2 separate regions of the Homo sapiens genome follow, and region 2 is linked to region 1. Evidence: chromatin contacts called from ENCODE Hi-C or POLR2A ChIA-PET data. All regions are on one chromosome and are shown on one strand. The core of a region is the stretch at or near the end of the contact, and the rest is flanking DNA. Distances in the headings are between cores, read along the strand shown. Region 1 has its middle 48 kb from the start of LINC02242. Region 2 has its middle 23 kb from the start of LINC02997.

Region 1 (4,352 bases), core at 995-3,494:
AGCCAAGTCCTGCCTGCCCACCCTGCCAAACTTCAATGTTCATTCCCCTCTTACTCCTCATGACCCTTCCTGCTTAATTTTTCTCCATAACATTTTCAGCCATCTGACATTCTACTGAATCCACTTATTTACTTGTCTAATGTCCATCTCTTCTTAGTACAAGTGAAGTCTATGAAGGTAGAAACATTTGTCAAGTGTTTCAGAGCTGTAACCCTGGAGCTAGAGTGAAAGCTAGCACATAATATGTGCTCAATGAATCTTTGCTGAATGAATGAAAAAATAATTTAATAATAGCATTTGAATCAAGAGCTATTGACATAGGTAGGATAAGAAAAGGATTGTATCTCTGAATTCTCATCATCAAATCTCTTCCACCGAGCGAAGAATTTAAAACCTAGACACAGATGGCCTCAGGAAGATTTTCAGATTTTCTTTTATTGACCAAGACCTTTTGCCCCCATTCACCCACCATTCATCATCTAGATGCACAAAGAGGAGAAACATGAGGACAGAAATGCCATTTTCCTTTCTCTCTTCTTCTTGTCAAGCTGAACTAATCACAGAATCACAAAGAAATCTGAAATTTTTGTATTTAAAATTAGCCATCTGAGTGTTCTTTCGATGATCCCAATTTTGTTGGCAACATCCAAAGCATCATAGTCAAGCCTTTTTTTGTTCATCAGGCCTGATCAGTGTGTTGATCTTGGCCATGTTAGTGTCATGAAGCTTCTTCACAGCCTTTGGAACTGGTGCATGTTGGTTTTGACATCTAAAATGAACACATATGTATTGTCTTCCCTATTCTTGTCTGATTCAAGTGGAACATGATGGCAGAGTGATCAAGCTTGCTTCTCCTGGTGGTACTTTTCTAAGGACATTTTGCTGCCTTAAAAGCTGCAGAGTCTTGGGCCACCAGAAGTGGAGTAGTGTGAGGATCTTTTGAGTATGGTTGTGGATACTTTTCTGCACTGCCTTTTTGGCCTTCAAAGACTTTGCTTTATCTTGACTTTGGGAGGAGCAGAGGTTTCCTTGTTAACTTTCAGGGACATCTTGGTGAGAAGTTACATTTTTAAATTTAGTTCTTCATCCACAACAGGACTATTAGGATTTATTATGCAGAACCAGTTTTAGAAGACCAAACACAGAGAAGAAAGAGGTAGTTAAAGCGAATTAACAGCAAAACCACCTAAAGGAAGAGTGCGCGTGGGTGAGATGTGAAGCATTTATTCATCAAGAGTTAGAAAAACTGATTTCTTCCTCCAAAGAGCAACAGCAATTTCATAACAACAGAAAAGAACATAGAGTCATAAAACTACAAAACACTACCATTTAGTCTTATATTTTTTCTTTGTCTTCTCAAATGCACTAATTTAGGTATTCCAAAATGGGTGAAAGATACATCTCTTTGTCACTGTTTAAAACTCCACAAAGAGACTCTGAAATCCAAACACTGCATGTTCTCACTCATAAGTGGAAGATGAACAGTGAGAACACATGGTCACAGGGAGGGGAACATCACACACTGGGTCCTGTCGGGGGTTGGGGGGCTAGGGGAGGGAGAGCATTAGGACAAATACCTAATCCAGGTGGGGCTTAAAACCTAGATGATGGGTTCATAGGTGCAGCAAACCACCAGGGCATATGTATACCTATGTAACAAACCTGTACGTTCTGCCCGTGTATCTCAGAGTTTAAATTAAAATAAATAAAAAATTTTCAAAAAATTTATAGTTTAGTGGCCTAAACTCTTTAAATCTGATTTAAGTCTCTCTTGTTTCAATTTAAATTCAATGCCTCTTCTATAGTTCTTGGAGTAAAGAGAGAGACTGCCCTTCTTGGGAAAACAGATTCCTCTGCCCAAGCAGATCTACAACTGGTTAGGGTATGGCTGCACATAGTGTGCTTTATACTGCAGTGCAAAACACTGCGTTCCGTAAACATTTCTAAGAACTATTATAAAGTATTAAGGCTGCTCTGCCAATCAGATTCTAAGTGAGCTGAACACTCCTTACCCTCTCATAACAGAGTACATGTTGCCTGCAGCTCTGGCTGTTAAAAGGACAGAGCAATGTTCCTAAACAGATTGGGTGGTGAGCAGAGGTCCCGTGATTCACCCCTAAATTAGTTTTAACTGACAGGTTTTGGAAGTGAGGCTGGCTAGGGTCTGGCTGCGTGGATACCACGTGCTGCTCTGTCCAGTCCGAATTGCTCAGAAGGAATCTTGAGCTGTGTGATTGGGTAGGGTGGGGGTGGGCAGCTCAAGAATGTGGGGTTAAAAATAGGAGCAATGATTTCCAAAGTCCTTGGCCAGCTGTGTGGAACCTAGTGTCTCATTCAGTACATGTTCCTTGAAGGCAAACTACCAGATCAAGTTTGGAGAGATTGTTGTTTGAGCTGGTTTGTCCTTTGGGTTTTGTACAACTTTGAAAAGAACAAACAAGAAATTGGTGTTTCTCTTTCATACTCAGTCTCATTCCATTCTCTATTTTATTGGATTCCACTGTGTCAGCTGAATAGAAGAAATATACAGCCCTTGTCTCATATTTCCATAAGCACATATTTTACTCATACTACAAAGTAGTAATTATTCTCATAAAATAATGATGTAATATTAATAAAGATGAAATTTTGTGATTGACACCAACAATGGCAAGATAAAGATTATTTATTATTGCTATTATTGAAGTGTTTCGTATTGTACTCTTTGTCCAAGGCTTCATAGATAATTAAAATTCATGGACTGCACAAGTGTCTCATGAAATGTGTTAGATTGTTTTCTGATATGCAAAAATGTCCTGACATGGTTTGTAAATGCGTACTGCACATCTCCAGCCAATTACCATACAAAATGCAACTATTTCTTTTTGTCTATCACTGAAGCCTGAACAGACAGCATTAGACTCAACTGCATAATTCTGGCCTAATTTTCGTGTCTGATACTGTAGTGATGTTGTGAGGCATTGACTTAACAACAGGAGTAAATGTTCTTTTTGAATACATATTTTTTTCTTCAGCCTCTTTGGAAATATGCCTACATGAAGAAGCACTCCTTCGGCCTCTTCAGAAAAATGAGCATGTGTTTACACCCCTTTTGCCCCCACCCTTTGTTTTCTCTTCCTAATTTGTGATGATTTTGATGGGATGAGGGTTTATGCTGGCAAAATTCCAAAGGGTGGACAAATTGGGCTGTACTTTCATTAATGCAAAACTGAAAATATTGCTAAATTATTGTGGCTAATATAATTTGTGTCTGCTCAGGCTTTGTATTAGTTTGCTAGGGCTAGTATAAGAACCACAAACTGGGTGGCTTAAACAACAGAGACTTATTGTGTCACAGTTCTGGAGACTGGAAACCCAAAATCAAGATGTCAGTGGGATTGGTTCCTGCTGAGGGCTGTGCAGGAAAATCTGTTCCAAACCTCTCTCCTGGCAGTTTGCTGGCAATATTTAATGTTCCTCGGCTTTTACATCTCTGCCCTCTCTCTTCATATGACATTTCTCTGTGTGTGTATCTATGTCCACATTTTGCTTTTTCAGAAGGACACCAGTCATACTGGATTAGGGACCCATCTTACTCCAGTATCTTAATTAATTACATCTCTTAATTAATTACATCTGCAATGACTCTATTTCCCATTCTGAGGTACTTGGTCCCATTATGGGATACTTGGGATTAGGATTTCAACATAAGAATTTTGGAAGGACACAATTTAACCCATAACAAGCTTCAAATAAATAATAGACTCTGTAATTCAATGAACATATATTGAATTGTAGGTTCAAAAATAATGAAATAGAGAAACTGATTTTTAAGATTAACATGATATTTGCTTTTCAACTCCCCCAGAGGAGTTAAAAGTGGCTCCCCCAGAAGGACTCTTATATCTTGATTTGCCAAGCAGTAGGAAGAAGAGTTATAACTAATGGAGTGAGCCTCGCTGTTGGCAGAACTTTAGTCCAGCCTTTCCTAGTTCAAGATATAAAAAAGACTTTTTATATAGTGAAGTTTTCAGTGACTTCTATCACTTCTTCCTTCACTGCTTCAATTGCTTCTGGTAAATATACAAGAGCATGTGCTTACTTAGAGGGGCACAGCATTTATTGGGGTTTGACCTGGCTCAATCACAAAGTATATAAAATGAGCCAAGGACCTTTTGAGGATGAATTCAAAATCCAGTGCTTGTCATCTTCTAGACCCTAAAAAATACTGTAACAGAGTAGTGGGTTGGTTAGTAAGTGTCCCATCGAAAGGCATGGCTGACCAGAGCCTTATTAGTTATTATAAGATATATAGACTAAAGAATCCAGAAATTAGGACTAGAACTGCTCAAGAGAAGGTAGGAAAGGAAATG
Region 2 (4,196 bases), core at 994-3,493, 76 kb after region 1:
GGCTGGAGGCTTTTGTCTCTTTTGGCTTCTCTTCTCAACTTCAGTTACCTTTTGAAGATTTAGGTAATTCTATCTGAAAACAAAAAAGCATACTTGAAAGAGAAATATTAAGATTTACTGCAGAGAAACAAGTAGGCAGATGGATTAATTGTAATAGTTTAAGTCAAAACTGCCTTTTGAACCACGACTATCAAATAAAATACAATGCGAGCCACACATGTGTGCAGTCTTGAATTTTCTAGCAGTCACATTACAAAAGTAAAAAGAAGAGGGTAAAATTAATTTTAGCAATATACTTTACTCAACCCAGTATATCTGCAACATTATCACTTCCTCATTTAATCAATTGACATGTATTAATGAGGTTTTTTCACATGAAGTATTTCGAATATGGCATGCGTTTTACACCTACAGCCTATCTCAACTCTAATACTAAATTTCCATAAAACACACTTATTTGTACTTAGATTTCATAAAATCTGAGTTGTAAAGTTACACCTACCCACTTTGTTCCAAACATACTTAATATTTCCTCAGGTGCATTCACCAAACTTTAAGTGTTTGACGTTCTCCTGCAGGTACTGTGTTGGACAGAGTAGCTGCAAGACTTTTAAAATCTTTCCTTTCACCCAAATCTTCTGATACTGCAAATGAGCTTAGAGCAACTGAATATTTCAGGAAGATATATATGAACGTTTTGCAAATCACCTAAGCCTTTGAGATCTTACCTAGAAGCTCTAGTTAATGGAGATATCAAAGTAGCTCAGCCGGGCTTCTAAAGATCTTTAGAGGAAGGTGTGAAGCTTGATGCAATGGAAAAATAACAAAAAGCAAAAGCATTCGACTAAGGCAGGCAGAAAGGTGTCTGGCAGTGTCCTGTAAATATATCTGTGAAAGTTTTAAAACACTTATTTTATTGTGAAATCTTTTTATAATGTTAAAGTAGCCTTCAAGGTTAGTTTTAAATGTTGACATAAGTTTTCGTTTTTGTTTGTTTGATCTTTTTTCCAAATACACTATCTTAGAAAATTCACTAATTACCATGTGCTCCAATGTAAACCTAGTTACCATCAGAAGTTAAGAATTCTGGCCAGGCATGATGGCTCACGCTTGTAATCCCAGCACTTTGAGAGGCTGTGTGTACTAGTCCGTTTTCATACTGCTGATAAAGACATACCAGAGACTGGGTAATTTAAAAAGAAAAAGAGGTTTAGTAGACTCACAGCTCCATATGGCTGGGGATGCCTCACAATCATGGCAGAAGGTAAAAGGCACGTCTTACATGGCAGCAGGCAAGATAGAATTGAGAGCTAAGTGAAAGGGGAAACCCCATATAAAAACATCAGATCTCATGAGACTTATTCACTACCACAAGAACAGTATGGGAGAAACTGCCCTCATGATTCAATTATCTCCCACAGAGTCCCTCCTACAACATGTGGGAATTATGGGAGCTACGATTCAAGATGAGGTTTGGGCCGGGACACAGACAATCCATATCACCAAGGCAAGTGGATCACTTGAGGAGTTTGAGACCAGCCTGGCCAGCATGGCGAAACCCCGTCTTTACTAAAAATACAAAAATTGCCTGGGCATGGTGGTACACAGCTGTCATCCCAGCTACTCAGGAGCCTGAGGCAGAAGAATCACTTGAACCCGAGAAGTAGAGGTTGCAGTGAGCTGAGACAGTGAGCTGAGATTGCACCACTGCACTCCAGCCTGGGTGAAGAGCAAGACTCTGTCTCAAAAAAAAAAAAAAAAAAGAAACAAAGAAAAGAAAAAGAAAGAATTCTTATTAGTAAAGTAAATGTGGTTCAAGGTTAAAGCTCACTGCCCACCCCTGCCTCTGGCCCAAACACATACATAGGGACCTGTGTGGCTTCAGAGCAAAAAACCTCTAACAAAGGCCAGCAGCAGAAGTGTTTGGACAATGTTGTACGCAGTGTCAGAGTTCAGCAGTTGGAAAGATTGTTTCTTTGCCATCAAATATTTTAAATTTCTGGCAGGGGTGGAGTGAGAGGTGGAGAAGCAAGGAGTCATTCCCTGCTTCTCCTTTCTGCCTGGTAAACTCTGGCAGGGTGAGCCTGGAAAGCACTCAGCCTGTACCCTGTACCTGCACTGAACATGAGCCAACGTGTGGGGTCTAGAATGGGAGTGAAGGCAGAGGAGGTGATGGGTGGGGCAAATCCAGGCTCCTTCCTGGCTGCAGCAACCTCCGGGCTTACCCCTCTACCTCCTACATCTTTTGTGCTCAAGGTTCACTTCCCTTTAGTGACTATTTAGCAGATCTCTTATCTTCAGAGTCTTATGACACATTCCAGGAAACACTGGCCTTTCATGCCATCCACCTCTTGCGACATTTTAGACTAGTTCTCAGAGCATGATGTCTGCTGTCCTATCTCCCCTTCCTCTAACTCACCATTTTCTACTTTTTTTTTTTATCTTGAGCTCGCATTGTGTTTAACATTAACATTTAGACAAAGAGAAACGTTTCAGCTTTTTGACTGCAGTTATCAGGGTTTTGAACACAAGTCAGTTAAACTTAGTAATCATTTATGGAACACCTGCCCTATGCTAGGAGCCTCAGTAGGTGCTCTGGTGTCAGATGTACCACATAACACTCAGGTGGGGGAAAAACAAACTAGAAAATGCTGGCCTTTCTTCCACGTACAAACTGGGTGACATAAATATTTAAATGGCCAGATATTCCTAAAAGACAAATTGGTAACAGAGTATATATAAATTTTTCTTTGTTCTCAAAAGTCATGCTGGTGATCTATTTGCATTCTGATCCTATTACACCCCAAGTGGACGTTTGATAAAAACAAAGCCAAGAATAAATGGAAATCACAAAAAATCTTGCCAGCTCTTTGCTTCAGATCTCTGGCTACTCATCTTACAGTGATGACTTGGGCCAAGGCTTCCTTCTGAGACATTTTATTAAATGTGTTCAGTAATTCACTTTTGCCCCATTAGAAGCATGGATCCTGAGATTTAATCTATCTTACTCATAGAGAATATTTGACCATTAAATACCTAAAAGTGATCTAGGTAGAAGAAAACAGGAACCATTGAAAATACAACATGAACATAATTTCACATTAAATCTGAGATGGATTTGGGTGGGTATTTGGGAGGTCGGGAGTGGCTGGTGCCAAAGGAAGAAAGGGAAAAAAGAAGAAAAAGGATGGTTTCTAACCTCCTGGTTAGAAACAAAAACCCTGGAAGGGAGGGACACATATCCATCTAACCAGCTTCTGCCTGTGCCATCTCTATCACCCGTTTCTAAATTCTCTCCAAAATATTCACGCCTACTTTTGGTGTGAGACTTGTGTAAGAAGGTTATGTTTACCATTTTATTTTTACTCTGTGAGAAGGTTATTTTACCTTGTGTGACTGACACAACAGCTGTCAGTGCTCTGGAAGAGGCAGACGCCTTCCGTGACAAGTTAAATGGCCACCTCTGGCCATCTAATCCACAGTCCTTTCCTGACAAGGAAACATCACGGGTAGCTAACGAGGTGATCAGAGTAGGAGTTGAATAACAGTAAGAAAGAATTGGAGACAGTTTAGGGGGATGGAATTGACTTGTAAGACTTAAAGATATGGATGCAAAAGAAGAGAATCTTTTGCAATGGAGAATACAGACATAGTTTGCTCCTGAGAGAAACACAGCTGAAGAGGAATTATAAATGATTGACTAGAGTACCATAATGATGTGAAGCAGCCCTGGCAGTCAGCATGGAAAGAAGGAAAGGAACCGTAGCAGCATTGTAGGAAAAAAAAAAAAAGGATTCCAAAATAGGTTCCAATATGGCTCTCAGGGTCTGATGTGGCTCCTTTCCTAGCTGTGTGATCCTGGAGAAATCATTTAGCCTCTCTGAAATTCACTCAGCTTCAATATTTTCATCCACAAAATAAGAATACTAGCTGGGATAATCTTTCAGCTACCTTCAACTCTAAAATTATTATCTTCCTCTTACCTTTTATGATTCTAAAATCTTGGGAGGAAGAGTTGGGAAAGTATTCACTAAAATCTAAAACTAAACAGCTTCAATTTTCACCAGTGATCATTTACACAGTACAGGAGGGCAAGAGGGAGGGTGTCTGCATTGAGTTAGTTTTGTTGATGCAATGAACAGTGCAGAGGGCAGGGGAGCAGGTAGGATATTCCTTCCTTCCACTATCTTTAAAAA

What was found. Hi-C counts contacts between places; a loop is a spot of excess contacts on that map. ChIA-PET counts read pairs that join two places held with the same protein, here RNA polymerase II (POLR2A). Pooled maps may share reads with other maps.
Region 2: a loop to region 1 is called in a map of ascending aorta, with 2.1 times the contacts of the local background. The contact joins two enhancer-like sites. A Hi-C loop is called at or near these places in 2 of 168 maps with a recorded cell type or tissue (ascending aorta and gastrocnemius medialis), 2 of 37 single-sample maps with no recorded cell type and 2 of 50 pooled maps. POLR2A ChIA-PET finds 5 or more read pairs at or near these places in 2 of 52 experiments (CD4-positive, alpha-beta T cell and HepG2).

Annotation. Positions count from the first base shown.
Region 1 is chr5:67,692,152-67,696,503 of GRCh38, forward strand. No RefSeq gene overlaps it. Among named protein-coding and RNA genes, the nearest start is that of LINC02242, 48 kb to the left of the region's middle. Within about 2 kb of position 2,245, at least 14 of the 41 ENCODE cell types and tissues checked have a DNase peak (open chromatin) inside an H3K27ac peak, as active enhancers do; they include gastrocnemius medialis, where a contact is called at or near this core.
Region 2 is chr5:67,768,573-67,772,768 of GRCh38, forward strand. No RefSeq gene overlaps it. Among named protein-coding and RNA genes, the nearest start is that of LINC02997, 23 kb to the right of the region's middle. Within about 2 kb of position 2,244, at least 4 of the 41 ENCODE cell types and tissues checked have a DNase peak (open chromatin) inside an H3K27ac peak, as active enhancers do; they include gastrocnemius medialis, where a contact is called at or near this core.